3 separate regions of the Homo sapiens genome follow, and all the other regions are linked to region 1. The links are chromatin loops, found by intact Hi-C in ENCODE. Cell type or tissue: sigmoid colon. All regions are shown on one strand. Each heading gives the region's core, and the rest is flanking DNA. Links, peaks and the distances in the headings are about the cores only. Region 1 has its middle 120 kb from the start of LINC01782. Region 2 overlaps LINC01837 (long intergenic non-protein coding RNA 1837). Region 3 has its middle 89 kb from the start of LINC03103.

The links. A loop is a pair of places that touch in the nucleus more often than their neighbours do. Peaks named below come from ENCODE experiments on the same cell type or tissue, not always from the same donor. Only the 100,000 strongest peaks of a DNase experiment are listed, where the experiment ranks them.
Region 2: a loop joins it to region 1, with 4 times the contacts of the local background. A loop is called at or near these places in 9 of 110 quality-filtered maps.
Region 3: it touches region 1 in a loop (6-fold over the local background); 18 of 110 quality-filtered maps call a loop at or near these places.

The regions. Positions count from the first base shown.
Region 1 is chr19:32,219,337-32,230,361 of GRCh38, forward strand. No RefSeq gene overlaps it. Among named protein-coding and RNA genes, the nearest start is that of LINC01782, 120 kb to the left of the region's middle. RefSeq lists a silencer at 5,498-5,557. In sigmoid colon, for the core only: a CTCF peak has its summit at 5,468 (motif pointing left); a DNase peak (open chromatin) is centred at 5,455; H3K4me3 peaks cover 589 bases; H3K27me3 peaks cover 537 bases.
Region 2 is chr19:32,036,277-32,047,301 of GRCh38, forward strand. The region is part of intron 2 of LINC01837 (long intergenic non-protein coding RNA 1837); the gene reads right to left. It overlaps LINC01533 (long intergenic non-protein coding RNA 1533), which reads left to right. Exons shown (of 5, transcript NR_110675.1): 2 at 714-819; 3 at 1,278-1,431; 4 at 8,557-8,780. Among named protein-coding and RNA genes, the nearest start is that of LINC01533, 16 kb to the left of the region's middle. In sigmoid colon, for the core only: a CTCF peak has its summit at 5,743; no DNase peak of the experiment used is centred there; H3K4me3 peaks cover 662 bases; H3K27me3 peaks cover 743 bases.
Region 3 is chr19:31,671,323-31,682,347 of GRCh38, forward strand. No RefSeq gene overlaps it. Among named protein-coding and RNA genes, the nearest start is that of LINC03103, 89 kb to the left of the region's middle. In sigmoid colon, for the core only: a CTCF peak has its summit at 5,168; no DNase peak of the experiment used is centred there.

The DNA of each region.
Region 1 (11,025 bases), core at 2,418-7,417:
TGGTGGCTCACGCCTGTAATCCCAGCACTTTGGAAGGCCGAGGCAGGAGGATCACATGAGTCCAAGAGTTCGAGACTGACCTGGGCAACATAGAGAGACCCCCTCTCTACCAAAAAAAAAAAAATTTAAACTTAGCCAGGTGGGGAATTGGGGGACACAGCAGAGAAGGAAGCCTGCCAGCCTGCTTTGCTGTCCTTCTGCCACCCAGGTTGCACACAGCCTTAGGAGGAAGAGACACAATCAACTTCCCACACCCACCTCCCAGGACAGCGCATCCCAGGACAGGAGCACCGAACTGCCCCCATGATGACCTCCCCAGACAGAAAATAACAGATTTTATGCTTTCTACACATTTTTTCAAAGAATTTTTATATGTGCCCTCTACCTACAAACAAAATAATTATTTGTGGGAAGAGGAAGCCTTTCAGCATCTGAAAGAAAACCACACAAGCTGCTGGGTAAATGAACACTTGCCTTCTGAGTAAGCAGAATGTGTTTTGGAAATCTCCAGCAGTGACCAGGGATGTGCACAGCTTGAGAAGTGGAAGCTCTTTTTTCCCTCTTCGCCTCTCTCTCCTTCCTCCCCTTCCCACCTTTTCTTTCTTATCCTCTCTTCTGCTCTCAAATCCTTTTCCTAAGAAGGGGTAGGGTCCCAAGGAGCAGTGGAGAAAAAGAAAGCAGCTCACCACACCCCTGCACTCTGCACCGGCTGGTGTCTCTGCCTCGGTCCTACCAGTCACATAATTTGCAGGAACAATCCCTGCACTGCCTTGCACCACTGCCCCTCTCTACCAGTCCTTGCCCATAGGTCAGAGGAACAAGAGTGGTCCACAGGTGCTGCACAAAGACCTCCGTTCTGAGGTCTGTACTATCTGGCTCAAGCTGTGCTCAAACTTTGTCCCCAGCTTCTTGGGAGATCCACAGGCAACTGGGGTTAGACAAGACCTCTAATTCAGAACTCAAGCCTCAGCTGCTGGAGACAATGTACTTTCACAAGTCAGGGGATGGGCCACCAGCCAGGGGCACAGATGGGACACATTGCTATACTGGAGTGATGCTTCATCTTTGCAACAGGACACACCCAACCCTAGGCTAGGGGAGAATTTTCTCCAGAGGAAACCCAGGAATTACTAATTATCATTACTTGTTTTTATACTTTTTTTTTTTTTTTCTGAGACAGAGTCTCGCTCTGTCACCCAGGCTGGAGTGCAATGGCGAGATCTCCACTCACTGCAAGCTCCGCCTCCCGGGTTCACGCCATTCACCTGCCTCAGCCTCCCAAGTAGCTGGGACTACAGGCACCTGCCACCACGCCCGGCTAATTTTTTGTATTTTTAGTAGAGATGGGGTTTCTTCGTGTTAGCCAGGATGGTCTCGATCTCCTGACCTCATGATCCGCCCACCTCAGCCTCCCAAAGTCCTGGGATTAGAGGCGTGAGTCACTGCGCCCGGCCTCTACAATATTATTGTAAATAGATGACCCAAAATGTGGGCAGGTTTTTCCAAGGGGTTTCTGCTCTGACAGCCTTCTAGAATACCCCTCCCAGCCTGGCCACACACCTGGGGCCTCTGAACCCTGGCAAGGCAGGGAATGTTCAGGACTGGGAACTCTGTTGATTTTATTTCTATTTTAATAGTCTGAGCATTGCCACCTTTGTATATTACATTTTCTAATTTTGTAATTCTATGGCTAAGAAACTGTGGTTACACCTGTGGCTGTCCCCATGGCAGAAGGCAAGCCAGGGCGGCAAAGATACAGACTTTCCCCCTTCAGGCCCCAGCCTGCAGCTCGCATCTCAGCTAAATTGCCACTGGTTCCCGGCCTCTCTCTGTCTTCCAGCCAGTCCTGTTTCTTCACCTTCACGGAACACGATCGGGCCGGGTTTCTCTTCTCTCCAATGTTACTTCAACTTCTCGTCATAAAATGGAATGATTCCAGTGTTTATGCTGTTAGCTACATTTATCTTTAAGAGCAAGATGTTGAGTTTAGCTTTAATGATGAAAAAAGCCTTTCAAAGGATAACTCATTGAAACTCATTATGCACTATAAGGCCACTATTTAAAGATTCGGTAATTCCAGTGATGATCTTTTTAAAGCAGATTTATAGCAGAAAATAGTTACATTCTTTGACTTCAGTTATAATTTTCTATTTTGTAATTTAATACTCCTTTAGTTTATATTTGCACATTAAAAATATAGCATCTAAAAGTCCATCATTAAATACTTTTAATAAGTGCAATAAATAAGTTTTACAGTGTGCATAAATCTAAAAACAAAACCCAACATAAATTGTTAATCTTACACTTTTTCTCATTAATTGCAATACATAAACATATGTTTTATACAAAGATATTTGCTACGAAATAAGTATAATAAATACAGTTTACCACATGTATTAATCTTAATAGTTACAAACTGTTAATCTTATATATTAGGTAATAATTTGCAATAAATAATTGTTTATTATCTTGATGTTTGCTTGTCTTGGGTTCTAGCAATATGCAATAAAGAAATGCAATTTTGAATAATTTGATTGTAAGACTGCTGGGAAAATACTGTATGTTATAATTAGCTGGGAGAGGATTCTAGTCACAAAAGCAAGCATGGAGACAGGGTTCAATAACCCAAACATACGTTATTGAGTCCATAAATAATTTTAAAAGTTAAGTTCAGTTTCAAACAAAACAGAATTTTTTAACCTTAAATGCAATTAAAGAAACATTTCACATTCTTTAGTGCTTTCATTATTATACATTCAAAAGGAGATGAAGAAAGCTGGAAGCCCCATCAAAACTGCCAGCCTCCAAGCTGAGACGGGAACATGGCTGCCTTTGGGAGAAAGAGTGGCCTGACAGCTCATGCCCATCAGCCAAGGGCTCCCCTTGGCCTGGAATACACCCTCCGGAACAGCCAGCAGGTGCACCCACAAACGCAGCACCCTCCATACCTCACCTTCAAGCTGGCACTTGCTGAACTGCACACACATTTTTCTAAGAGAGGTTGTCACCTATACTGAGCTTAATAGAAATTGTTAATCTTATATGTAAAGGTAATAATTTGTCATAAATAATTGTTCATTATCTGGGCCTTTGCTTGTCTTGGAGTTGAGCTGTATGCAATAAAGCAGTGCAATTTTGAGTAATTCGATTGTAAGGCTGCTGGGGAAACATGGTGGATTGTAATGAGCCTAGGAAGGGTCCCGTGGGCCAGAGACCCCAAAGAACCAACCTACCAGCTCTGGCACATGCAAAGCCCAGGTCCTCACCAGCAATTGCACAGGTTCTTTAAATAGTCTCTCCAAGACAGAGAGTGAACCAGTTTCCCCTTCTCATGTTTCTGCCAGAGTAAACATCACTTAGAGGAAACCAGTCCTAGACGAAGTGAACCTCGGTCCCTGGGAAAGGCTGAGGTGGCCCCAGGGCAATTTAGTCCCACCAAGCCGGCTGATTGGCACCAAAGGCTCACCTGTCTGCCTGGAACAGGTAGGGCCAGGGGGTCACTTCCTCCAAAGTGACCCTGACACTGCTCCCGGCAGCAGCAGCATCCTGGCACATCCCTGCAGGCAGAGAGCTAGAGCAGTCCTGGCTAAGAGGTGGCTGTGAGGCCAGGGAGCAAGGACCCTGTGCACTTTGGCTTCCTAGAATCCCACGGGCACAAAGACCCACTTCAAGGAAACCTCCCCCAAGCTGGGAAAGGAAGGGAGGGAGGGTGGGAAGGAAGAAGGGAGGGAAGGAAAAAGAGAAGGAAATAAAGAAGAAGGGAAGGAGGAGGAGAAAGACAGAGGAAGAATGAATTTTAAAAAAAGAGAAAGAAAGAGAAAAGAGGAGGAGAAAGGGAGGGAAAGAGAGAGGAAGAATGAATGAAAAAAAGAGAAAGAAAGTGAGAAAGAGAGAAAAGAGGGGGAGGAAGGGAGAGAAGAGAGAAAGAAAGCAAGGAAGGAGGGAGGGAGGAAGGATGGAGGAAAACAGAAAGAAGAGCAAGGGAGGAGAGAGGGAAGGAAGAAGGGAAGAAAAAAGAGAGAAAAAGGAAAGAAGGAAGGAGGAAGGGATTAAAGGAGGGTAGAAGGAAGGATAGAGGGAAGGAGGGAGGGAAGCGGGAAGGAAGGAGAAAAAAAGGGAGAGGAAGAAAGAGAGGATGGAAGGAAGGAAGGAAAAAGAAAGAAAGAAGGGAGAATCCTAGATCCATTATAACCATGAACAGCTCTTCCTAATATAAAGATGATCAGCACCCCACAAAAACACACACATACATGCCCTGACGTGCATCCAATGACATGAGTCTCCATATCAAAGCCCACTTGCAGTGTGTTCCTGGCAGTCGCTGCGGTTTGTGGTTTTAATATCTCGCTTCTTCTACGCTCCTGGCACCTGCTAGAGTGGGCCTGGCTTCCCCTCTTTAGGCACAGCTCACACCGGGAGGGTAAGCCCCCAGCCTGCTCTCTGCCTAGGCTGGGCACGGCACAGTCCACAGCCTGGGAGGGAGCCGTTCATCAGGGTGACATAACGGTTCAGTTCCAGAAGAAAGTTCCTGCCTAGGGCTGAGCTTCAGGCAGGGTAGGTTCCCAGGAGCAAGTGCTGTGAGCCTGAGGCCCCAGGCGTCTGAAGACACCACAGGTCTCCCCCTCGTCTCCTCCATCCCAGCAAGCACCTGCGGTCCAATCGCGCTAAGCCAGGGGCCCTGCTTTCAGCCGGGTTGGAAAGGGATAGAAGCTCCCCCATCTCCTGCCCTTTTCTAAAGACAGGCAGCTCCAGCAAAACCCTCAGCCCTCAGGCGTCCCTTTCGTGGGGTCCCCGCCCCTGTTCTGGAAATGAGACCCCAGGTCCCAGGATGCAGCTGGCATCGCAGGGGAAGGGACTTGCCCCCACCCTCCACCCGCTACCATGACCCGGGAGAGGCCTTCCCGAGGGTCTGAAGGTCCGCAGAGCCCTGCCCCACCCTAGTCCAACAAGGGGACCGCGTTTTAGGGACATCCCTGGATTGTCAAGAAACGCTGGCTCATCCGGACCCCCGGGGAGCGCAGCATGAACCCAGGAGCACCCTGACACCCCGAAAACAGGGAACCTGGGGCCCTTCTCAAACTCAAGGGGAAGGAAAGGGAGCCTGCCAAGTTCTGCTTCTGCGAGGCAGCTGCCACCAAAACCCGCTCCGAGGGCCCCGCCGGGCCGCCCTGGCAGCTGGAAAAGCGCATTCCTGCTCGCCCGAGGATGCAGAAGGCAACCGAGTCCCCGGGCGGCGGCGGGGCAACTGCGGAAATCACGCAGCCAGATGAAGCTCATAAATTTCCCCTATGAACAATTGTTTTCATTTCCCTCCCATGCCACTAGATATTATAAGTGGAAAGCAAAACACAAGTAAATATGTTCATTCCGCTCTTGCGATCGGTGATAAACCGGAGGCGGCCGAGGCCGACAGAGGTCAGCAGGCCGCTCGCCACGGGTCTGCGAGCGGACACTGCCACCCTCCGGCCGCGCGCGGGACTGCACCGGCCCCACCGCCCGGCTCTCCCGCCCGCTCGCTGCCCGCCAATGTTCGCTTTGCGCCCTTCGCTCAATGTGCGTGCAAATTACAGGGACATTCGAAAGGACAGAGAGCTCCCATATTTAAAATAATCATTTTTGTTCATCATAACCTCTCTTCCAGAGATAACCGCTCTTATTAACGTTTTCGTACAATTATCTCCAGTCTTTATGTGCATTCTACGATGTCTTCTGTGTACCTATGAAATACAAAGCTTTTCCTACAATATTAAACCTTGATTTCCTAGGTATCACTTAAACGAAAGTTATTGTCACACAAGATAGCCTCACAGATATCTTTTTAGGGGCTGTGTAATATTTCAACTTGGGACTGCACCAAAAGTTACTGAACCATCTCCCAATTGCTCATTTAAAGAGTTTCTAATGTTTTCATCCTTGTGCATAATGCTATAACTGAAACCTCTATTCAGAAACTTTTGTTTATATTGTTAAGATCCATCAATAAAGGCAGAATTATTAAATGAAAAGAAATTAACTTTTTTTTTAATGGATTCTGGCTCCATGCCCCAGGCTGGAGTGCAGTGGAGCAATCTCGGCTCACTGCAACATTCGCCTCCCTGGCTCAAGCAATTCCCCTGCCTCAGCCCCCTCAGTAGCTGGGACTACAGGCACGCACCACCACACCCGACTAATTTTTGTATTGTTAGTAGAGACGGGGTTTCACTGTGTTAGCCAGGTTGGTCTCGAACTCCTGACCTCAGGTGATCTGCCCATCTCAGTCTCCCAAAGTGCTCGGATTACAGGTGTGAGCCACTGCGCCCAGCTGAGAATTAACATTTTTAAAGCTCTTAGTAGCATTACTATTTTCTAGATGTATAATACCTATGTGGAGAATATTATTTAAAATGATGAGTGAATATAAAATAGTGCTCAAATGAGTGGTCAGAAAAACTGTATCACCAACATATCAGTCCCCACTCATCTCATCTTTCACTTGAATGCAAGGCCAATAAAAATTCCATCAAAGCTTTTTTGATATTTTGTCACATTGATTCCAAATTCCATGTGAAAGAGTAAATAAGGAAAAATCTCCAAAAAACATGTTTGTGAAAAAAGAGAGGAGACTTCCTCAACAAAGATATTAACATATATCACAGAAAGCTACAATAATTTAAACAGTGAAGCACAAAATAGAGAGCACAAAAGGGAGCAAATAGGCAATAACTTACATTTTAACATAAAGCCATTTTATATCAGTGGGAAAAGGATGGCTGATTGATGAAGTTATAGGTACAATCTGCCACTCATTCAGAAAACAAGAAAAGTTAGTGTCCTACCTCATACCACATATTCAAATGAATGCTATAAGGATTAAAGATTTAAATTTTTAAGTGAAACTATAAAAGTGATATTTACATATATGGTAATAGAGAAGTTCTAAGTCCAATTGCAAAGGCAGAAGCTAAAAACTTTAAAATGCCCAGATTTGAGGTGCACAAATTTAAAATACCCACATGTGAAAAATATAATTTTGAAATTGAAAGGTAAACCAACACTAGGAGAAAAAAACACTTTCAATATACATAACAGAAAGAAGGTTAATGCCCCAGGTGTGTAGAGCTTTCTCACAAATGAAGAACAGACAAATACTTCAATAGAATTGGGGACATGAATAGCAATTCACCAAAAGAAATACAAATGATAGACATATAAAAGATGTTTAGTCTTATTAATAATCAAAAGACATGCAAATTAAAACAAAAATGAGAAAATTTTGTCCCTATATTGATAAACACAAAAACAATGATTGTATTGTCAAGGATGGATAAACGAATCCTTTCAACACCACAGGTGATAGGGTAAATCAGGTAACTGGTAAACTTTATAAAGGGTAATTTCACAATATGATCAAAATTCTTACAACACGTGACCCAAAGATTCTACTTCCAAAGGAATCTATCATGGGTATGTACAAAGATTCACCTGTAAGATTGTTCATTGCTATCAGAAACAAACCAAATGTCCAACAATAGGCAACCAGATTTTACATAGATTATATAATATCATAAGATAATACAATCAAGTCCTCAATAGTAATGTTGTAGAAATTAACATTTAAGGATGTCTTAACATTTAATATTCAAGAAGGTCTCATAAAATACTGCTTTATAGCAAAAAGCAAGTTACATTGTAACCATGCTTTCTACACACATAGGAAAAAAAAACCTATAAGGTATTCCTTTAAATAATAATAATGGCAGGTGGACTACAAGTAATTTTTAATATTCTTTTGGCTGCTTTAATATTCTTTTTTCTTTATATATTTAACAATTTTTTATCAATTGTTTAGAAGAAAAATAGTTTTAGTGGTTTTCTAGAAATATTGTATTTTACGTTCCCACCAGCATTACTTGAGAGTGTTTGTTCAGGCCAGGCAAAGGGGGCTCATGCCTGTAATCCCAGCACTGTGGGAGGCCAAAGCGGGAGGATCACATGAGGCCAGGAGTTCGAGACCAGCCTCCATTCTACCAAAAAAAAAGTAAAGAAAAAAAAAGACAATGCTCATTCATTTGCTCATTTTTTAAATCCAATACTCTCAAAACACACATTCAGAGCAAAGCACGTTCAAGCCTGGCAACAGCTGTAAACAAGACAAAGCCCTGCCCTTGTAGAGCAGTCGATAAGCTCCACGGTTAGGAAAACTGAAAAGGAACAAACCAAGAAAGCAGCCCCGTGGGGATGTTCCATGGCCTGCTGTGGAGGGAAGCAGGGCGAGGGTCACCGACCGGCTGGGGAAGGAGCTATGCTAGGGAGGGGTTCCGGGAGGGCCACTCAGAGGAGGTGACGGTGAGGAGACCTGAGTGTGGTGAGCAGCGAGTCACCTGTGAATCTGGGACAAGCATTTCCCCGCAGAGGGAACAGCCGAGGCGAAGGCCCGAGGAGGGGAGGGGCTTGGTGTGCCTGCGGAACAGTTGCGCGGAGCCCCGTGTGGCTGAAAAGGAGAAGGCGAAGGAGAGGCGTAGGGGAGGGGACAGGTGGCAAGAGCCCAGAGAACCTTCTGGGGCACAGGAGGGAGTGTGGATTTTCTTTTGTGTATGATGGGAGCCGTTGGAGACTTTGTGCGTGAGAGCGACGAGACCTGATTTCATTTTCCCAGGATATCGCCAGCTCCCGGTTGAGAATGGAACCCAGTGTGCCAGAACTGCAGCAGGGAGGCCGATTCAGGAGGTCACTGCACGAGCTGTGCCTGGCCTGGAGTGGCCTGGTGCGGGGAACCTGGCGGCACTGGCGGTTCACACTTGCTAACTGAGTAAGCAACCGTCGTGGGGGTGGAATCTTGATGTGTTTCTTTTCTGAGCCCCTTGTCAGCTGGAATGCTCTGGTAGCTCATCCCTCAGGAGATCTGGATGTCCCTGAAAATAGAGAATCAGGCTAAGGGGATTGCCCTCAGGATACACCACCCCCCATTCTCCCCAGCCCAGAAATCATCTTGTGCATTGGCCTTGAGTCCAACCAAAACGCTGGACAGTCAGTGGCTAAACAAAGAAAGAAGAGCGTTCTGTTGAATCATGATCGTCATCTACACTTTCAGGAGCTTTCATGTCCACCTTCACAGGTGTCAGCATAGAAATCACACTTCTCCCAAAAATGCACATGCAAAGTTTTCCTGCATCCAATGCACCATGTCATGGAAGGAAGCACAAAATCTATGTGGTCTTACACATTTTTTTCAGGGTTTGGAGATTAACTAATAGATTTCCAGGATTTATTTCCTCCTGGGTTCTAATGTCATCCCACTATATTTATATGGGAGGAAAATGATGTCTTTCCTCCTCAATCATTTTAAAGTCATTATCATCTCTTGCATGATAAAAATTAATCAAACTATTTTCTTAAGATAATTCTTATAAAATTGAGGTGCCTATTACAGGCCTGCACATCTTATGTCCCAGAAATTACACTCATCTTTGCCTCTCCTGTTTCCATAGTCCCATTTCTTCCAGTATTAACTATTTTTTTCTTTAATGAGACAGGGTCTTTGTCTGTTGCCCAGGCTGGAGTGCAGTGATGTGATTGATCACAGCTCACTACAGCCTCGACCTTCTGGGCTCAAGCCATCCTCCTGCCTTAGCCTCCCAAGTACCTGGGATCACAGGTGCATGCCACCACACCTAGCTACATTTTTTTTATTTTTATTTTTTGTAGAGAAGGGGGTCTCATTACGTTGCCTAGGCTGGTCTCAAACACTCAAGTGATCCTTCCATCTTGGCCTCCCAAAGTGCCGGGATTACAGGCGTGAGCCACGCTACCCAGCCCATAATCCCATTTTACCATGCACTTGGTCCCCAGTTTCTCAAGAGATCTGTGTCTGCCCTTGCCCAGTCCCTCCCTTGGGGAAGTTGCTTCTTTGTAGCCAGAAAAAGCCCTTGGGGTGGTGGAGGATGGAGGAACTGTGGGCTGGGCCCTGAGGACACAGTCCGAGGCAGGTCCTGTGCCATCTGGGGGCTGAGACACTGGGGTCAAATATGTCAGAGGTAAATTCGCAACTTCCATTATCCTTGCCCAAACCTGGAGGGGGCTGCTCTGTGTGCACCAGGGGGACCATAGGCTCAGGATGGGGCTCTTCTGTGCAAGGCAATTTGGGGATTCAGCCGGTGTCCTAATGCCTGGGGTGCCACCTGGATGAATGAATACAAAGGCACCAGAGGAGGAGGTACTTGTGTGGATAGAGGTATCTGGGACTCCAGGTGGGGGTCACTGAACTGAAAACCCATCTGTCCCAAGTAAGGCATGTGATAAGAGAAGGGCATCTCCAAAAGAATACCTTGGGCACGGTGCTACTGCAAAAGCTAACTCAAGACTCCCCCCGCCCCTAGTATTGGCATGGAAAAGTCTCCATGCCAGCAAGTGATACCCAGCACGGACCAAGGACATCTTAGTACCAGCAGTCTCTGACACACATGCCAGACCACCAAGGTATCACAACTGGCCACAGCCCATCCCAGAGACAGCCGCACCACAGCAAGGCAGCCACAGCATAAAGTCGGAAGGTCCTTCCACCCCGACTGCTGCAACAAAGGCACTTGCTTACAGGAAGCAGTGAGAACATACATGGTTACACATACGGACACGCACATCGGTGAGCATCTCTCCTCTGGACTTGAATGCCTCTGCTCTGCGCTGGCACTCAGCGTGATACCTGGCACTTGGTAGGCACTTAATGAGTGTTTTCTAAATATAGGAAGGAACAGGGGGAATGGAAGGACTGTGTAGACATCGTCCAGTGGCTTGTTTCTCTACCAGTTTCATATCCAGAAAGCAGCATGGCATTTCAGGGTGGCGCTCAGGCCATGCTGTCAGTTTCATACCGAGCATCAGCTGTGGGGGAAAAGAAGGACACGCATGCCCAGGGGGCTGGGTGGTTTTACCTCCGTTAAAAAAAATCACCTTCCAAGAGACACTCCCCAAGTTCTGCCGAGGAAGGACACAGCACAGGGGATCCACCTGCCTTCAAGGCGACCAAAGGAGCAGATGCCAGCAGGCTTG
Region 2 (11,025 bases), core at 2,722-7,721, 180 kb before region 1:
CTGCACAACAAGTACATCTTACAAGCAAACCTTAAAGATTTGGGGGGCAAAGGGGTGGGGACTATTTTAAAACTGCAAAACAAAAAGTGCAATTCAGAAAAAACACACACAGCCCGATTATACTGGAGAATTCACCACTTAGGACAGGCAAACCAAGAAAGGAAGCTGTTGCCTTATGTTACAAATACAACACATTTTAGTCATCGAGAACGGGACGGTTGAAAAACATTTCTATCACAGGTGCAGTTACGCTGCAAAGATGGTTAGATGATGTCTGCCTTCTGGTAGAAAGACAGAATTAATGAAAATATTAGTTCTGAGAGTGAAGATCTCTCCTTTGAATGTAGGGCATATTAGCTGTGTTTGTAACCCAATGGTAAATACGGATTTCATTAAACAAATCTGCATCTTCACACCAGTGTCTGAGGCTCAGCCATCATAATTCTCCCTGTGGCAAACCATGGAAAGATACTTCACGTAGAAACTAAAGAGGAACAACATTATAGCCCAACATCAAGCACAGCCCTTGCAAAAGCCGTCACTGAGATATGTTCGCCCTTAAGTTTGTTTCCGATTTGCAAGCGTTTTCACATTTGATAAGCACCTGTTGTAAATTTACATCCACGCAGGAAGTATTCTTATGCTAGGGAGCTGAGAATTGTAAAGCATGTTTATACTCTTACCCTTTTGTGGTGTTGCCCCTTAATGCACAGGCTGATAAAATGACTAGCTACACAGGACCCAGAGGGATGTGCCGCTCCACCTGGTTCCCGCCGCATCTTCCCCCGAGGAGCCACTAGTCCCTTCCTCCTGGAACAGGTTCTGTCAGCACTGATCAACAAGCACTTGGTTTTTGTTTTAAGTTTGTTAATTTGGAGAGGACATGGAGAGACAGGGAGCGAGGGAGAGAGAGAGAGAGTGTGTATGTTCAGGGTGTGGGGGTAGAACGACAGAAAGACAAAGAGAAGCACAAATACAGACTTCCCAACACTTTTCTGGGACCTGCCAATGTATTTCCAAGAAAACAATGGAAAAACAGTAGGAGTTCCATCCTGATAGCACCAGGGGAAAAGAAGAATTTGCCCAACCTCTGATTGGACCCAGATTTCCAGGGTGGTGCTGCTACTCGTCAGAAAACACTTGGCCACATGGCCCCTTGGTCCTGATATTTCTTTGGAGGTGTATATAGAATAAGACTATCCCAAGCACCCTGCTCCCAAACTACCCTGGTGAACCCAGTATGGTGTGAAAACCCCTTTGCTTTGCTCTTTTGCCAGATAAATGCCAGCCAGCATCCCTGTCTCTGGGGCCCTGGAGAGGCCTTCAACACACCTGGCCTCACTGCCCTGTGGCTTCAACAAAGAGGCCGAGCATCTCCTATAAACCTTGAGGTCCATGGATGACATAGCGGAATGATGGATTTCAGAAAAGGCAGGTGCTTCCCACTCTTTAAATTTTTGTTTATTCTTTCCAAGTTTCCCATCAACAGCCCTGCAGTAAAAATTCAGGGCTTCAGAGACAAATATTTCATGAGTACAGACTGTGATGAGGAAAAGCAAGCCATTCCCTCTCTATCAGGATCCAGAGGTAAGCTGCTGCTTTGCTCTTAAAACGCAAGAAAAAAAAAGTGATTAACGGTTGGCACAGGACTCAGGATTATACGCCATTTCCATGTTGACTTCTTTTTGGAAAAGATACTCAGGATAGCCATGTGAGGAGTTACTCCGGGTTTCGGCCCCATAGCCAGCTAGAACTGAGGTTCAAGGGGCAGAGGGTGAACTCCCCAGCAGAGACAGAACGGGGCAGGAGGGGGGCAGGAGGAGGGCAGGAGGCGGGTGGCTGTCAGACAAAATGCTTCCATCCCAGAACAAGCAGAAACAGGCGCACCACTCTGCAATATAAAAGTCAGAAAGCCTTGCAACCTAGATGCAACCCAGGGACTTCCCCCTTGCAGCCAGCAGCCAAGGCAGCTTCTAGGCACTGTGTGGCTGTATTTAAACCCAACTTGGTCCCTAACTTCTCTCCAAAGCCGGTCAAGTTGCCCCACCCTAAGCATCCAGATGACAGGCTCCTGCCTCCCCTCTTGCACAAAATCATTCCCGGATGTAGAGCCTGGCTTTTTCTCTTTACCCATTAAAAATCACCAGCGTTTTGCAAATAAAGGCGATCACCATGTGAAAAATTATCTTTTAAAATGGAGTTTAATTTGCATATAAGGAACGAGAGATTTATGACAAGCAACATCGTCCAGTACTGCATCTGCCTAGTATCAGTCGTAATTTAGATTGTTTGTGACTGATCTTAAATTCTAAAGCTTGGAGAAGATGAAGTACTCTGTTGCTGTATTATTGTCAGGAGTCTAAGACTTACCAGAGATTTATTAGTAATCTTATCACAAACATGTCTCAAGTTTTTGCTTTTAATATGTGCCAAGCTCCTCTGAGGAATTTTCCTCACTGCAATTATATTCCTCAATGCCTGCATTCTGAAGCTGAGTTGATTTCCTTCCCAAAATAAAGCGACCTATCATTACACCACAGCCGCTCTTGTACATTTTTCCTCTGCTACTTAATAATCAATGTATTCATCATTAAAATCTGAGCCCTGAAGCAATGGTTTTTAGCATATTCTAATGACTAGCGACTTGCAAATTACAATGACCTTTCATGTACATTCTGTAAGCACCTTGTTCTAATGTGTACTGTATTTATAGTTTGCCAATACAAACTAGCCAAAGATTGGATAATTACTGTAATCTATTAGCTCGATTGCTTTCCCTGCTCATTTATAGCATGTGCCACGCAGGCCATTTTCAAAAACTGGCCTATCTTTCATCTCCCGCAAGCTCAGAAAGTAAGGGATACTTCATCTTCACAATATACACACTTACAAATGTCTGAAGAACAGCCCGTCTCAGCTCAAGGAGGTTTCAAAAATAAAGAACCTTCTTTCCTATTAGTGTCATAATGCTATTTGTGACTGACAAAAAACACCGCTCCGAGAATGTAAACTTTCATTGAAGAATGTCAAGGCCAGTCCCATTTTCTGCCCATTACTCTGACCTCCAAATAGCATTTAATAAGATCTGCTTTGAAAGAAAAAGATAAAGGCACTTCCCTTAAACAAGAAACAATTTTTTTTGTTATAAGTAAATGTTTCAAGTGAAATATTAAACTTTTTCTTTTCTTCTTTTTCTTTTTTTTTTTTTTTTTTAAGCACACTGCTGTTACGACTCCAGAACCGATAAGGAAGCTATGTGTGGAAGTATGAGCTCAGGTCGCCTTCTGACCCTCTGTGACGGTCTATTTCAGGCAGTTATGGATAGATAACATTACAGACACTGGTAATTAAAACAACACTAATTTTGTCTCTGTGGTCACGCTTTGTTGTTAGAAGCCATCTATCATGGCCTTCACGCATCACGCAATGAGAAGACATTTGTCTACGTACATTGTGCTTGGTCAACGGTTTTACGGATTTCCCCGCGTACCTGGACACCCAGGCACTTTTAAAGACGTACTGCCTTCATTTCTACTCTATTACTCTGATTAATAAAACATTTTGCATGCTTCATCAAAACACCCTGCAAGCTTTTCACCACATATATTCATGGGGGGGGAAGCAATGTTAATTTCTTTCCCTTTTAGAAAGAAACTAACAACAACAACAACAAAAGAAATTCTCTTTTGGATTGGAAGAGAGAAAGAAAAATTCAAATATGGAAATATTTGTCTTCCCTGTAAAACAGAGTCCAGCCTAATGAAAAGCATAATATTAAAACACACACACAATGCCAAGCATCTCCTTTAAGGCTACACGTATTTTTGACTATATGTATCGTTAGTTCTTTTCTGTGCATTCATTTGCTTGATTTATGGACACTCAATTTCACTTCACCTTTTATTACAAGATCTACAGTTACATTAAGAGTAATAGCAAGTCAAATGTTTTTATATTTGGGCAATTAAAAAAAAAGAAAAGATCTATTCCTTGGGCCCTTATAAGAAATTAGGGATAGCTGAAATGCAAGATGACTAGTTTAGTTCTGTTGTAATCAACTAAGAAGAAACTGTAATGGTGCATTTCAAGGGATCTTTAACAAGTGACACAAACAAGAGAAGAAGCAGACAGGACCATTTAACTTCAAACTCCACCGAAGAGAGCTGAATTGTAAGCTTCCTACAGCAAGCCCGGCTGGCGGCTATGTGGCAGTCTTCATTTCTCAGCGGAAAAGCCACTCCCTTGAGACTCTCCAGGCACCCCCCAACCGCATTTTTTATCAAGTGTCTAAAAGGTAGGAGCTGTTAGAATTCTTTTCTCTATTCACAGATGATCACAGCCCTTTTTTCCCCTTTAGCTTGCAGACGCACATGTAGTTTCAAATATTAGCTAGAACTCCAGCCCTCACCAGCCCCTAATTGCTCTCTCAGGGAAGGTATCATAAACTCAGGTATGGCTGACACAGATGTAGCTTCAACTTTATGCAGGCAGGAATGCTACATCAAAGCTATTTGCAAAGTGACATAGCTAGTTGTTTAAAAGAACATTTTTATTATATTCCTTGGAATTTGCATTCTTCTAGAAACCAAGTGTATTTTTTAACACGGCCTCAGAAATGTTGGGGCAATTGACCATTCATGATGTCTGCAAAGGAAAAGCATCTAAATATTTTTCAAGCGACTTTAATAAATTTGAGTGCGTCTGTCACTACATGTAACCTGATTATTTAAATAAGTTAATATTATCACTTCTCTTTTGCCAGCTGCTGTAAGCAGTCGGCTGCTGTCATTAAGCAAAAAGGCCAAGACAATGTGAGTTTATCTGGTCCTACCTGCATTTCTACTCATCGTTGGACTGAAACAAATGGGAAAGAAAAACTTACTGACTTTTGGCGAACTACAAAGGTTAACTCTATTCATCATGGAGAAACTGATACTAAGTGCTTTCTGTCTGTCCATATATTCTAAAGATTTAGAAGGAACCTGGTAGTGTTCCTGGGAGACAGAAGACAGAGTGTTCATCTTTGCCATATGCAGAGTGTCTCTTGCAGTTTTCTCTTTACCTCACTGGCACTGCTGAAATCCTTCTTAGACTACAGAGTTTTGGAAACAAGTTTATTTTTCAATGAGTTAAAAAGCCAAAGCTTTTCTTTCTTAGGATCTTTAACTCTTTTAAGGTAAGTGGCAGGGTTTGAAGCTGCTGTTAACCGTTTGAGGAGAAGGAGCTCAATAGCTTGCAGTGATAGGAAGAGAATTCTCATCACCCAGGTTGCAATAAAACGTGCCTCTCCCGATACCAGTAAAGCCCACTCCGGAGATTTCCAGAGACTGTTGGAAGGCAGTGGAAGGTAAACCCAGAGGAAACACAAGATAAAGGCAACCAGGTGGCCTGGTTCTTAAATCTTAAAGCAACAGTTCCAAAGTTGAGAGCCCGCATTGCACTCTATTGCACAGCCTGACAGGAGAAGGGACGAGGAAGTTCAGAACCTGGCAATTGGAGTGTTTCCCAGCGCCGGGTCCCACCGCGCACCGCACCGAACAAGAAATCTTTTTCACTTTCTATAACTCATTTGCATGAATTTACTTTTTTGCCTTAAGAGGTTGTTGTAATGTGTGTTAAAACACACAGTGCAATTTTATCTCCATAATATCACAAAAGAAATATTATGTTAGTATAAAGTTAAAAAAAAATGCTGCGAGATCCTGCAGCACGGCGAGCGGCAAAGCGTTGCTCAAAAGCGCCACCCAAAGGCGGGAGGAGTGTAACGGCATTCAGGGAGGATCGTTTTTGTTAATTTCAGCAATCCGAATGTAAAAAATGACAGCGCCACGCAAGTTGACGGAGGCTTTTGATTGAATTGACTGATTGCCTCAGCTGCACCTGCGGAAAATTGATGACAATGCTGTCTAAACCATTCATTAGGATTTGAAACTTCACGCAGATGAATGCTGGATTCATAAATTTGCTAGACATGTGTTGTAGATAATATGACAAAGCACTGTTTTCAAATGAACATTTCTTTGACCTAATTTTATCAAAATCATGCAAAGGAATGAAAGAACATTTGTACCCGAACTCTTTGGAACAGCTGCAACTGAGGTCTCTCTCTCCATCTCTCCCTCTCTCTTTCTCTCTCTCTCTCTTTACCTTTTTTGTCTTTCAAATAAATTTAAATGAACTATATTGTTTGAAATATATATTCTAGTTTATTTAAATTATTTTTAGAATGGCAAAACATTTATTTTTACTTATTATGAACAATGTTACTCTCCGCCAGATGAAGGAAAATTATTTTGAGGGTTTTTTTCAAGCTCCAAATTTGCTAAATTGAACACAAGTGGTAAGTAGATTTTTCAAATAATATTAATAACGCGATCTCCACAGACATGTTGGGGGGAACCGTTTCAGTACCAACTGGACATGCATTCTGTGAGAAGTGGACTTCTTGCAGGCTTTGAAGGGAAAAGAAATTCCTGTAAAATATTGACGCTTTTGGTCAAAAATGGCGAAACCAGAAAAAAATGACATCTGTGTATATTGTATATAAGATTTCTGACTTGTTCTCGATTTTAATGTATCAAAACACTATCAATATTTAATGGAGCTTTCTCTGTGTGTCCAAGAAAGAAAAACAAGATGTCTGAGAAGGGGAAGGGAGCACCGTTTTCATACCTGGCTTGGCTTAGCTGCACGAGAGAAGAAAAGGCCGTGGCTGAATCCATCTCCAGGAGCAGCTGTCCCCCTGCACCGTTTGAATTGCGAGGAAAGAGTTACAGTTTTAGAAAAGAATACCTGGTATTTAAGAATTCGAATTTCTCGCTGCAGAACTAGATCTCACTTCTACAACAAGGACCCTCTGCTTAGTACTTGGACTCCCCCCCAAAAAAACAAAATGAATATTTATTAACGTTAGAAGAACCTGGCGCAGGTCGGTCCGTGCATCCGAATCTGCCAAAACGCTTCCAAATCTCTTCCCTGGCATTTAAAAGAAATCTATTTTTATACATTCTCATGAATTTGGGTTTTACTACCAGTAAGGTAATTTCTGATTAGGCATCTTGGGTTTTTCTCTCTCTTTTTTTTTTCTTTTTTCCTAAAGAATCCCTGCAAATACACCCGAGGTGCTTGAGTTAACCCCACACCTGGATGGAGAGAAACTACAGGTGTGAACGGCAAGGCTAATAGACTTGAGTTTTGCCACGCATTTATTCTTCTTTTTTTTTTTTTTTACCATTCTAGCAGTTACTTTAAACTGGAAAACATTATTCCAACAATCCAAACAAGGCTCTTTAAGGCTGCTATGCCCAAGCTGCTACAGATACAAAATTATCAAGTAGACATGTGAAACCCCCTAAATGCGGAACAATCTGGGTTGGCTTCTAATTGCTATGTTTCAATTTCTAATGGGGAAAATGTGTAAAACAAATAACTGGGTATTGGGAGCTCTGAGCACTAAAAGCAGAACATTCTTGTATTTCAGTAAATCATATAACTCTACAGATGGGTTTGGAAAGCCTGAAGCTCCAGCCACCTTTTAGACTATTTGGATCCAGCGTTTGCTTCGAATTCCGGGCAATACGCTTAAAACAAATTACCTGTTTGTCTTGGATGGCCTTTGCAATGAGAACCCTAGGCCTGCAAGACCTCTGAGATTCATTGACCTCACCAGCCCACCCACAAAGAAAGATACGTGGATACTCCCTGTATTGCCCAGTCCTGGCTACAATGGCAGGGAGGAGCAGGCAAACAGCCTCCCCGTCAAAGATGTTACAATCTGGTCAATGTACACTGGGGTAGGACACGTGGGGAGTCAAATATACATCAATTTCTGGCAACACACGGCAAGAAAACACAGATGCCCAAAAGGACATCAACTCAAGGTTAATTCTTAGCTCTCACAGAACGGGGGAACTTGGGCATAGTTAAGCAGCAAAAGCTTTGGGGGAGGAGGTAGCAGAGAATGTGTAGGGCAGAGATGTGTATATATGTGAGCCTCCAAGGATGCACTAACTGTGCCTGTTCTTTCTCCCTTGGTTACTACCCTTCCTGCTCTTCTGGTAGGGTTCAGCCAGGCACAGACAAGAGTGGGCAAAGGAGCACCCAGCCTTGCTGTGCTCACCCACGCATATATCCTGCCTGGCCTGGGCAGTCACCTGAGTTTGTAGCCCTTGGAGATGCACTTGTCACCCTCTATTCTGACACCTTTATAGGAACAAGCCTTTAGTCTCAACAATGAGAAAAAAAATAAAATGCCCTTCCTCCAAGAGCTTCAACTAAGAATCATTTCATTCATCCTAGGCATTCTGGTAATGTCCTTTTTCCAGTTCCTTGTTCTAAGAAATGCTGCATTGTAGGCATATTTAAGGAATCTACCCTTCTCCCACCCTAACCTCCTAAGCCAGAGGGGCTTTTTGTTCCCTTATCCTGTGTATCCCCTCAAAACTCACTCAAAATCTTCTTGTGTGGTCAGAATGGGGATCCTTTTGAGCTTGTTATGAGACAGGCTCTGTCCTCACTGGGGTCTCAAATGCTAAATTAATTTTTATGTCTCTTTAGACACAATGAACAAAAACCAGAGCTTTTGAATACAGATTTCCAGTAAAACCAAACCCAGCTTGGGTCAGATGCACCTTTCCAGCAACCACCATCTCAGCAACAACCTGCCAGCTGTCAACTGGAAGTTCAGCTTCTGGGAACTTCAGCCCCCTTCTCAGAGGAGCAAGGTCCTAGCACCAACAGCACCTGCAGTGGAGCCCAAGTATGGCTGCTTCATGGAGAAGGCAGGTAAAGAGGGGTGTGCACACTGTCTCAGGGTGGCAACTCTTATTGATAACGAAGGCATTGTGGCCTTCTGACGGGTACTGCTGCCCACTGACAGGTACGTGACAGTACCTCCAGCTCAGGTCAGGGTTAGGTCTCAGAGACCCTTAAGAAAATGGTATTCCAGGCCAGGCGTGGTGGCTCACGCCTGTAATCCCAGCACTTTGGGAGGCTGAGGGGGCAGATTACTTGAGGTCAGGAGTTAGAGACCAGCCTGGCCAACATGGCAAAACCCCGTCTCTACTAAAAATACAAAAATTAGCCGGGCATGGTGGTGGGCGCCTGTAGTCCCAGCTACTCAGGTGGCTGAGGCGGGAGAATCACTTGAACCCAGGAGGTGGAGGTTGCAGTGAGCCAAGATCATGCCACTGTACTCCAGCCTGGGTGACAGAGTTAGATTCCATCTCAAAAAACAAAAAGTGGTGTTCCAATCAAACAATAGATAATTAACACTGTGTTCCAGGGTCAGATCTGGCAGTTGTGTTGGACAGACAACACAGGTAGAGGAGAGAGAAAAGAAAGGAAGAGGTTCAGGCCAGGCATGGTGCCTCATGCCTGTAATCCCAGCGCTTTGGGAGGCCGAGGTGGGAGGATGGCTTGAGGCCAAGAGTTCAAGACCAGCCTGGGCAATATAGTGAGAACCTGTCTCTCCAAAAAATGAAAATAGCACGGCGTGGTGATGCACGTCTGTAGTCCCAGCTACTTGGGAGGCTGAGGCAGGAGGATTGCTTGAGCCCAGGAGGTTGAGGCTGCAGGGAGATTTGATTGTGTGCCACTGTACTCCAACCTGGATGACAGAGGGAGACCCTGTAGAAAGAAAGAAAAAAGGAAAGGGAGCGGGAGAGAGGAGAGAAAGAGAGAGAGAGGGAGGAAAGAAAAGGAAAGGAAAGGAAAGGAAGGGAAGGGAAGGGAAGGGAGAAAGAAGAAAGAAGAAGAGAAAGAGAGAAAGAGAAAGAGAGGAAAGAAGGAAGGAAGAAAAGAAGGAAGGAGGGAGGGAGGGATGGAGGGAGGGACGGAAGGGAGAGAGGGAGGGAAGGAAGGAAGGAAGGGGGGAGGGAGGGAGGGCACGGTGGCTCACACCTGTAATCCCAGCATTTTGGGAGGCCGAGGCAGGCAGATCACGAGGTCAAGAGATCAAGACCATCCTAGCCAACATGGTGAAACCCCGTCGCTACTAAAAATACAAAAAATTAGCTGGGCATGGTGGTGGGTGCCTGTAGTCCCAGCTACTTGGGAGGTTGAATCGCTTGAGCCCAGGAGGTTGAGGCTGCAGGAGACTCGTTTGAACCCAGGAGGCGGAGGTTACAGTGAGCCGCGATCATGCCACTGCACTCCAGACTGGCGACAGAGCGAGGCTCTGTCTCAAAGAGAGACAGAGAGAGAAGAAATGAAAAGAAAAAAAAAAAGAAAAGGAAAGAAAGAGGTTCAACAGGCAGAGTATCCTTAAAAAACTCACCCAGCCCCTCCTTCATTTAGATAAGAAAATGGCTGAGAAGTGGCAGAGTCAAAGTTCCGATGCAGGCCCATGGGCCCTCTTGGTTCACCTCCTCCAGCCCAGGCTTCTAAAACTACTTCCCATACCTGCTGTATTGCAGCAACCATGCTAATTTAGCAACTTCCCATCCCAGATGCATAAAGAAGATGGAACCAATTCACCATGAATCTATCCACCCAGGCATTTAGACACAAAGGTGAAAATAACAACAGGCCCTGTCCTCGAGAAACTCCTCGTCCAACAGGGGAAGGGGGAGAGTGCCAGTAAACAGGGCCGTTGAGCTCTGTCCCAGCAGTGGGGACAGGCTTGCATAGAACCACCCTCACTCCTGCAGCAACTTCCCTCATGCCAGACAAGAATAGAGTGAAAGGAGACCCCCACCTTAGCTTTCTTGGCCTGGGGCTCCATCCTGCTGTGCCTAGCAAGAACACAACACACAGACACACACCAATAGATACATGTATCTTACCACTACTGGGGGAGAAAGAAAAGAAAAAATAAATCACTGGGAACCGCAGCAGGGTGAGAACCCAGACCTCAGCAAGTCCCAATTTCAGAGGTGACAGCATCTTTAAATGCCGCAGGAGTGCGCTCCTAGCTGAGGCAGGTGTGTGGATTCAACAGTTGACCCCAGCTGTCGCAGAGCGCGAGGAAGCTGCGCAGTAAACCCCTTACATATCAACCTCTGAGGACCGGTTTTTCTGCACCTG
Region 3 (11,025 bases), core at 3,283-8,282, 550 kb before region 1:
ACCTTCTCACCCTTATCTTCCAGCGTCCTGCCTTCCTTCACAGGACAGAAGGAGAGTTGGCAGCCCCAGGCTCACTCTATCCCATGGCCGTCCCTCCTGAGGCTTCACTTCTGCAAGGTAGGAGCCTGGAGATGCTGCCCTAGCCAGGTAAAAGGAAGACAGAGACACTCATCTACATGTTATCATAGTCCCTTCCCCGAGGCTGGGAAAGGAGGATTTTATTCTCCAGGCAACGTCCACTGGCAACGCTGCCCAGGCAGCTGGTCCCTAGCCCCACTGGAGGCATTCCAACCACTTAACACAGTTTTTCAATTTCCACTGTTTTTGCACATACATTTCCATCCCTGGGATGGATTGCCACGGGGCTTTCCTCTCCAAAATTCTGATGGATGGCATTTTTACCCTGCAATGATCCCTAAGTTAAAGTGATATTCACCAATATTTATTACGTGGTAATGGCATGGAGCACCAGATCAAAAATTCATGGCAAGCACACACTGCAACACTCTCCCTGAATGCTCTCAGAGCAGATATATGATTCTATGGATATGCACATCTGTATGTAAGTAGTGTACGCATGCGTGTGCACTCATATACACACACACACAGCCTGGGCCACATCTTGTCTTTCAACTCCGGTGGCACTACAGTAACAAACCGGTCTAGAAGCAGGCCTGAGAGACAGGATTTCTCAACCAAGAGATGGGCAGATGTGAGTTTAAAGGAAGAGCCAGTAGCAGGAGGTTCAGTTTCTCCCACTCTACCACCAGCTGGGAGTTAATTCATCAGTTCTGGGACTCATTCAAACAGCATGGCATGACACTGGTGGAAAGCAAACACATCCTCTGAATGCCTGCTGTATTCTGCAGAGGAGAGCAGGGAGCTGAGCCTGGTATCCGGAGCTCAAGGCCTGATAGCCCGGACTCACATGAAGGCCAGAGGATGAGCTCCCAGAACTCCACGAGTCTTGGCCTAATGTCTTTTAGCCAAGAGCATTTGGTGAAACAAAAAAGACCCTTTGAGGCCAAGCGTGGTGGCTCATGTCTGTAATCCCAGCACTTTGGGGGGGCCAAGGCAGGGGATCGCTCGAGGCAGGGAGTTCAAAACCAGCCTGGGAAACATGGCAAGATCCTGTCTCTACCAATAATTTAAAAATTAGCCTGGTGTGGTGGCATGTGCCTGTGGTTCCAGCTACTCAGGCAACTGGGATGGGAAGATAAGATCACTTAAGCCCAAGCATTCAAGCCTGCAATGAGCTATGATTTTGCCACTGCACTCCAGCCTGGGCGATAAAGAAAGGCCCTGTCTCTAAATAAGAATAATAAGACCCTTCACAAGCCTCAACAAAGATAGATCCAAGATCCTGGCTCCTCACTCCACAGGTAGCCAGAGAAGACCCTGCCATCTCCTGAGCCTACCCTAACCTCTCCCACTAGGTTTGATCCTCTCTCCTTTGTGTCCTGACCCACATGACTGCCTGCACCCATCCCCACCTTGGTAACATTCCCCAGGAAATCATTTTAGTGCCTCTTTCCTGCCCTTATGCCTCTAATCTATTTTGATTTTCTGTTACTGTGCCTAGGAATGCCAATGCATTGTTGAACAGAAGGGGCTAGGCATCAGGGACAGCATCCCACCTCTCTGGCCATCTTTTAGCCATTAAAATTTGCCATCACCTATTGTTGACCTGCCGCCGAGCTCCATGGAAAGAACACAAGATACGTATTGCAATGGTGTGAAAACATTTGGCTCCAATTTTTTCTATATATATATAAATTTTTTTCTCCCTTTTCTTCCTCCTTTTGACCCACAGAAAAGAGAACCCTAAGTCCCCACACTCTGTCACTTCATAAATCTCTCTCTAATTGCACCCTTGGGGTCTCTCTTGGCCAGTCTTTCAGAAGAAGGGCTACCTGGCCTTCCAAGGATTGGTTTATCACCTTAGTTGCTTTTTGCCAGGTTTTCTCCATCACAAGAGTCTTTTCTTTAATGACCTGAGCTATTTACAATAAGGAAATAACGTGGTCATAATCAGAGCTGGGGTGATTTTGCTTTATACAAGCCTCTCTCTCTCTCTCTCTCTCTCTCTCTCTCTCTATATATATATATATATATATATATACACACACATATACACACACACACACACACATATGTATATACACACACATATATGTATATATGTATATATGTGTGTATATATGCATATATATGTATATATGGTGTGTGTATATATGTATGTTGTGTGTGTGTGTGTGTGTATGTATAAAAGGCATCTATCTGCCCTTCTCCACCTCCTGAAATATTCCTCAACTGAGATTTCCATCAAACCCACCAATGACCTAGGAGTATCTAGGTGGGTCTCCTTGCACTGTTGACCATGGTGAGTTCACTTGGAAAGCCCTGCTCTAGGGACAATGTGCATCCTATTCTGTGCCCCCAGCATGCATATGCCCAAATCCCCCAAGAATAGAAGAAAGACAATGCATTGCTATTTCCGTCTCCAAAATTACCGTGGATGGCATTGATAAGTCTGAAGGAGGGAGAAAAGGAAGAATAGAAGGATAGGGCGTTAGCGAGAGGGCAAGGAGAACAAAGGAAGGCATTGTTGGACAATAAGCAGCAGGTGAACAGGAACACTTTGTCCAGAGGGCCTCCACAGTGGGGAGGGAGCAGGTAGGAAGACAGCGGTACTTAGAATCTTAGCCAGAGTTCAAATTATAGGGCACTGTTTCATTCCCCAAATCAGGTATTTAGAAACACAGATAGAGGGAATCCCTTTCCAGGCTTCCATTGTCTCCCATAAAAGCATGCTGGATGGGCATAGAGAGAAAAAATGAAGCAGAAACTCACAAAATTAGACTCAACATGAATTTGATGGGGTGTAGAAACGTCCTGCAATCAGAGGAGACATGCTCCCACCTTTAAACATGAGAGGGCTGGGCTGGCGTTGCTGCCTCAAATATAGGATGAACTTGAACTTCAGATAAGCAATGAACAATTTTTTATAAGTATAAAGTATGTCCAAATATTTCATGGGGCACACATATAACAAAAAGTATTGGTTGTTTATCTAAAATTCCATTTTAATCTGGCTTTTTTTTTTCCTTTTGCTAAATCTTGCCAGATTTAGATCAGGCAAAATTTCCAAAGCTTCTTTCAGTTTTTCCATTCTCTGTTGTGTGTCCCCACCCCAAGGGGAGAGCCACTGGGGCCTCAGAAGAGGCAGGGGACACAAGAAGATAAGAAGAGTTCTAGGATCAGGGCAGCAAATTACGGCTGAGGCTACACGCATAGGGAAGGGGTTGTTGAAACAGGCAAAACCAAGTGTGCCAAGATTTGCTTTAAAAAGAAAAAAAAAAAAACCACAATGGCTCACACAATGGCTCATCAGCAGTGCGGCTGACCCAGTGAGTCCAGACACCACAACCTACGGCAAAATCTGAACTGTGGAACTGTCACGGAGCAACTGGGAAAACATGAATTCATAGTTAAACCGATAAAATTCTGTGTAATCTGTCTTTGTAACCCCAGAAACTGAAACTTATGCTTAAAAAAAGACTAATATTCTTTTTTTTTTTTTTTGTCTAAACCACTAATTATTTTACCTGGAGGAAATTCCTCTATTATTTTCACTGCTGGAAAATCACAGGGTGGTTAGTACTGCTAGTACCTGTCACAGACAGACGTAAACAATGCGATCCAATAAAACCTTATATAGCACATTGCACACAATAGTGGCTTGCCAGACTCACCCAGTAAAACAAAACATCAAAGCAGAAAAAATTAACCAAAAATAGCTTGCACGGGGAAACGTGGTAAGCGAGTTTGAAGACTGAATTCCTAATATCCCTGGACAACAGACTTCACTGATACGAGATAGTGGAAGGAAAGGGTCCCGGGGAGGGGCTGACAATGAGCTGTCAAGATCTGACCGCAACTCGCTTCTCCTCTGCACCTGGGTTCATAGCATAGTCAGGCCACTAATAGTCCTGCATGTCGGTTAGCACTTACAGTTTGCAAATTGTTTTTACATGCACTGGCTCATTGGGTCTTCCCCCAATGCTGTACAATCAGATAAAATCCTGCCATTCTCCAGGAACTGACTCAACCAAAAATGCTCACCACAAAAATGCTCAGCCTAGTTGGGGAGGTACCCATTTATCAAATTGCCGTACTAATGAAAATCCAATTATAGACAGAGATAAATTAAAGGACTTGGATCTGACTTTGCGCAGGGTGATAGGGGAGGCTCCCTGGAAAAGGTGATGTTAGACCTGAGCTCAAAGGCAAATAGGATGGGGGAAGCAGCAACTTCCAGTGAAAGGGCAGAGTCCTGAGCAGGGAAAGCCTGAAGGTATGCAGAGAGAGTGAAATAGGCAACTGTGGGGGTGGAGGTGGGCAGAGGAAGAGAGGAGAAGAGAGGGGCAAGGCAGAGAAGGAGGATGAGCAGGTGCCAGACCATCCAGGGCCCCAGAGGCCATTCCCAGGGTTTGGGAAGCCACGGAAGGGTGTTTAGCAAGGAGGTGAGAGTTTCGGATCTCCTTTGCAGTGTGCCTTCTCCACTTCACAGCTATGATCCAGGGTCCGGAGCCCTGCCTTCCTTCTAGGAATTTATAAGTTTCCTAAATTATCAAGAGAAAGTTTGGGGCTGGGTGCAGTGGCTCGTGCGTGTAATCCCAGCACTTTGGGAGGCCGAGGCGGGCGGAGCACCTGAGGTCACGAGTTTGAGACAAACCTGGCCCACATGGCAAAACCCTGTCTCTATTAAAAATACAAAAATCAGCTGGGCATGGCAGCGGGCGCCTGTAATCCCAGCTACTTGGGAGGCTGAGGCAGGAAAATCACTTGAACCCGGGAGGCAGAGGTTGCAGTGAGCCAAGATTGCACCACTGCACTTCAGTCTGGGCAACAGAGAAAGACTGTCTCAAAAAAAAAAAAAAAAAAAAAAAGAGAGTTTGATAACAAAGAGTGAGTCAGATGTCACTTAACAGAGCCTCATTTGGAATTTGGAAGTGCACCCCTCCTATGAGTGGCCAACGGGCAAAGCTAACTGCAGTGGAAGAAAAGTCCTTAGTGGATGCCAACTTCTTGAATCTAGTGGGAAGACAATCAATGTTTCTCCTCAGGATGGCACAGCTTTGACCTTTGCTCAGGTGGACACTAGAGGGCCTCTTGGTCATTAGTTATGGGTGAGAATCATGCCGGAGGAGGTTAGGCTGCCTCTGCCCTTCATTCTTGGTTTCCTGGAGGTCTGGTGTCATTGTTGCAAGCCCCATCCACCTTTCTTTCTCTTGTTACACTCATTCATCTCTGTACATCTCCTCTATCTTAAGAATTCTTTCAAGTTTGGAAAGTGAGAAACTTTTCTTTATTTATAAGCATTCTTCCAAATGCCTAAGTTCATCTTTCTGAGGCCTAATTTTGGATTATCCATAGCTAGAACTAACTTTCTTTCTTTCTTTTTTCTTTTTCTTTCTTTCTTTCTCTTCCCTCCTTCCCTCTTTCCTTTCTTTTTCTTTCTTCCTTCCTTCCTTCTTTCCTTCCTTCCTTCATTCCTTCCTTCGTTTGTTTGTTTCTTTCTTTCTCTCTCTCTCTTTCTCTTTCTTTCTTCTTCTTCTTCTTTTTTTTTTTTTTTTTTTGAGACAGGATCCAGCTCTGTTGCCCAGGCTGGAGTGCAGCAGTGTGATAATAGCTCACTCACTGAAGCCTCAAACTCCTGGACTCAAGCGATCCTTCTCCCTCGGCCTCCCAAAGTGCTGGGACTACAGGCATGCATCACTATGCCCAGCTAATTTTAAATTTTTTTTTGTAGAGACAAGGTCACATTCTGTTGCCCATGCTGGTCTTGAACTCTGAGCTCATACAATCCTCCCACCTCAGTCTTCCAAAGTGCTGTTATTACAGGTGTGAGTCACCACATCCAGCCAAATGTTTTCTTTTTTCTTTGTACTCTGCTAGTATCATTCTTTTTCTGAGGCATCGAATATAAAATGCCCACTTGACTAAATGGGCAAAGGGCAGGGCTTAGCAGGAAATAACTTTATTCCAACACAAAGAGGTTTTCCATTTGCAAAGATCACGCTGGAGGCATCAAAGAGAATGGTGGCATGACGGTAAATCAACTGGTAATTACTGAATAGCTCTGGTGGAAAGAGATGGTAACTTGGACTGGGATGATTGTGTTGTACATGGAAAGAAGAAATCAGATTCCATACAGATTATGAAATAAGATATTGAGACTAAGCCATATTTTGGAGATAGTGACCATGAAGAGAGAGGAGGACCTAACAATTCTGTTTGACATTTGGATGAGGCAGGGTTGTCTTCACTGGAAATGGAAAACTAGAGATGAGAGTTACTTTTGAGAATAACGACCACCAGTTTGATTTTGAACACACTGAGATTGAGACGACTTTGAATTATTTAAGAAAAGATGGAAACTAGCCAGAGATATTGATCCAGTGCTCTGCAAAGAGGCATCTACTGCAGATAAAAATATGGAAGTTATAGATATATGCATGGTAGGAGGAATAAGTTCAAGCAATCTATCGTATAGCATGGTGAATCTAGCAATTAACAATGTGTTGTATATTTGAAAATTCCTAAGACAGTAGATTTTCAGTGTTCTTACCACAACAAATAATAAGTATGTGAAGAAATGCATACCTTAATTAGCTTGACTTAGCCATCCTGTAATATATATGTATTTTAAAAAATCATGCTGTATGCTACAAATATATAAGATTTTAATTTACCAATTAAAATAAATAATTATGGCCAGCCATAGTGGCTCACACCTTTAATCCCAGCACTTTGGGAGGCTGAGGCAGGCGGATCACGAGGTCAAGAGATCGAGAGCATCTTGGCCAACATGGTGAAACCCCGTCTCCACTAAAAATACAAAAATTAGCTGGGTGTGGTGGCGCAATGCCTGTAGTCCCAGCTACTCAGGAGGCTGAGGCCGAAGAAGTGCTCGATCCTTGTAGGAGGTTGCAGTGAGCCGAGATCGCGCCTCTGCACTCCAGCCTGGTGACAGAGCAAGACTCTGTCTCAAAATAATAAAATAAAATAAAATAATTATAATAAATACAATTAAAAACGGAAAATAATGGTAAGAAAAACAATAAAGGAGATTACCCAAGGAAAATTAAAAGGGGTAGGGCCATACCTCAGACAGATCTCTTATTTAATGGTTGAATCAATGAGTCTGCAGAAGACTGAAAGGGGATGCTAGGATGGTAGGAAGAGAACCAAGGGAGTGAGTCATGACAGAATCTAAGGGAACAGATGGTTCCAGTGAAGAAGCAGGCGTCATCAGTGCCCTGAGCTGCTAAGGGGCAAGAGGGTAAAGAATTTAACACTTGTTGGATTTAGGGCATGAAGGGTATTGGTGAACTAATGTCTCTCTTGGTGGAGGGATGTGGGAGGAAGCTAATTGCATGAATGTCATCGCAAATGGGAGGTGAGGAAGCAGGAACAAGAGAACACAGACAGTGCAGGTTATTCTCACTGTGGCAGACACCATTCTTGCCACCAGCTTGGCTGTGGCAGGGAGAGAACAGCAGGGCAGCAGCAGGAGGGAGATGTGGCATCCAGGGAGGTGTGCTTATTGGCTTGCTTGCCTATTTGTTTGAAGACAGGAATTTTGAGGATGTTCGTGGTAAGCAGAAAGGCCCCTGCAGGGGGAAGAGTACTTGTGTGGATAAAAAGGGGAAGGGACATTTTATAGATCATGTTGGGTTTTTGTTAAGTTAGGAGGGGTGGGACCTAAAGCTTAGGTGGTGACCATGGGGAAGAGAATTCACCCCAGAGAAGGTGAGGAGCATCCTCCATCCCATAGTTGAGTAGGGAGGAGGACGCAGATCTGCACAGGTGGAGGAGGCTTGGGGCATGGCACCAGGAAGCTTTGTCTAAGATAATCACGGTAATGTAAGAGGACATGTCGTGTGCTGAGTGGTGGCAGTCAAACATTTGAAAGGAAGAGATACATTTCAGAATAAGTCTATAAGCAAGAAAGCAAATTAATTTGGTAAGTGCAGCAGAAGAGCCTCGCAGGTTTGAGAGATCTTCTAGGGTTGGTGACTATGGATTTAGGATAGAAATGGAGGAGCTTGTGGTCCAGGAGTGGGATGTTGAATTGGCCTCTGTCTGTTTGCCCAAAGCATTTGTACATTCCTGACCCATGTAAACTTTATCAGTCTAAATAAGATGATACTCTTGGAAATGGTTACATGTAGTTCACCCTATTTCCCCAACTAGTATGCACACTCTTTGAAAACCTAACTTCTCTGCCACTTGTCCCACCCATCTTCAACTATCTTCCTACAGTTTCAGGCAAAGACTACATCGTAGCATTTTTGTAAATAAGGTAAAGTTTGTGAAAGCATTACAAAAACTTGGCAGTGGGCAAGATAAAACTGAGTACTTAAATTATTACTGCATCAATCCGGAAGCCTAATATGGATGATATTAACAACTTACTTTTTGAGAGTTTTAATTATTTTTCAGATTGCAAATTCCATTCTCACACAGTATTTTATTTGTTCCGAAAATCACTAATGAGGTGGGTATTTTTTTATTTTATTTTTATGGAAGCTCACTCTGTCATCCAGGCTATAGTGCAGTGGCAGGATCCCGTCTCACTGCAACCTCCACCTCCTTGGTTCAAGCAATTCTCCTGCCTCAGCCCCCCAAATAGCTGGGACCACAGGCCCATGCCTCCACACCCAGCTAATTTTTGTATTTTTAGTGGAGATGGGGTTTCACCATGTTGCCAGGCTGGTCTAAAACTCCTGGCCTAAGGTGATCTGAGGTGGATATTTTTGACCCCATTTTCAGTCCAGGAGCCTGGGTGGCTAGTTGAAGGTCAGAGAATAAAGATGTGTCAAAACTGAAGGTGCAATCCAGGTCTTGGGACATCAAGGAGGAAGCTGGTTTCATCAGTGCCCAGAGATGCCAAAACGTGAGAATATTCAATACGGATTAATGATCCTCAAAGCTGACAATGGAAGATGAATCTATAGACTCTTTTTCTTTGTGGATACCAAGCATAGTTTTCAAATATCCAGGCCAACTGTCACTACACTACACTACACCTGGCCACACCTCCAAGACTGAGAGATGCAAAGACCGTAGAAAAGAGTCATCAGCAGTTTCCTCACCTCCTGCAAGAACTGCTGTGGATTGTATTTGTGGAAAGTTGTTTCTTCATCTAATGCTTTGGGACAACGGTGATAGAATAATAGCCCTGCCTGGGGGAAAGGACATTTTCCTGGATGTGTAGATGCCGGACCCCCAGGGTCGATGCCTGGCCACTGTCTATGAATCTAAAGCTAATCTCAGAGAGCTTGAGGCTGGTCAGAGAAACCCAGTAAAGGCATCATTTTTCCATGAGCTTTACGCTAAATGAATTGTCCACATAAGACTCCCCTTACATCTCCCATGTGCATTAATTTTTTGCCAATATTAACAAAGAAATGTCCAAACAAAATGCCAACGACTTGACAGGTCTATTTTTCAGAGATAAATTGGAAGAAGGTATCCACTTAGAAATTGGGACATTGATATTGAAAGGGGAATGTGGATCTTGTTTATCTTCAAAAGAATTCTTTAAAAAAAAAACATTGCAAATCCAGTAATCCACATCACACTTTAGAAGATGTCCTTGAGTCTCAGAGGGAAATTAGTTGTATGCATTCTAAGCTAGGATATGGCTGGGTTTATTCCATTTCTTAAATGTCTAAAAAATATCAGGAGGATCTATTAAGCTAAAGGACCCATGTTAATGCAACATTAGGGAACTTGATTACAGCCCAACACTCAGGAAAATCATTTTCAGCTTCGCACATGCTACATTGCACATGTAATATTTTCTGTTTGATGTTATTTGTCATTTATTAAATGTATATATTAATATGAAGTGTTCCATTTCCTGGCTATGGGGTGTTTAAAAAGTTCAATCTCACTTCACACTCACACCGAAGAAATCTCATTTCCCTACCCCTTTCCTGAGCCAAGATTCCTCTGCCTTGCTCAGGAAATAGAATGCTCATTCTGTTTATTGAGTGCTTAGTGTGCTCTGGGCATTAGGCTATGAAATACGTCAGGAAGACCATAAGCATAACTGAATAGTACACAGCCTCTGCCCTTCCGAGGCTTACATTCAGTGGGGAGAAGGAGACACATAGACACATAAATACAGCAGCTGTCGTATTTAACTGATTAAATACAACATGCCAAATACAATAATGTAGGCATACCAAATGCATCAAGGAATACCAAGAAAAAATGTATTCACTCTGGTGGGGGGTTGGAGAAGACTTAGGCACTAGACAGCATCTAAGCTGGGCATATGGAGTAGTCATTCTGGTTTTGCTAGAAAGAGAAAAATATAAAAAACTATTGTGAACATTTTTTTTTAAGTGACAGATTGTCAAAGTGAGTTTCTTATGGATTTGAGGTCTCTTGAGGAGTCAACTAGATACACATCAAAACACCAAGGTGTCTGGGGGACTAACTACACTGTATGAAAAATAGGCAATGGCTATAAAGTAAAATCTGCTCCACAACTCCTGATACTGTCTTTGGAGAATGACTAAAAGGTCTAAAGAGAAGAGAGTGAAAAGATTCATAACAAGGTTTCGTTCTGAAATAGTTATTAACCTAGAGTGAACCCCCTTACACCCATCCCCCTGAGTCACCTTCACCCAAGAGTACACAGTGAAGTCAGGACCTCAGGGCACTTTCACCAAGGATATGGAAAGGCTACCCAATGAATAAAGTTTTTTGTTTGTTTGTTTGTTTGTTTGTTTTGAGACAGAGTCTCGCTCTGTCTCCCCAGGCTGGAGTGCAGTGGCGTGATCTCAGCTCACTGCAAGCTCCACCTCCGGGGTTCACGCCATTCTCCTGCCTCAGCCTCCTGGGTAGCTGGGACTACAGATGCCCACCACCACGGCCGGCTAATTTTTGTATTTTTAGTAGAGACGGGGTTTCCCCGTGTTAGCCAGGATGGTCTCGATCTCC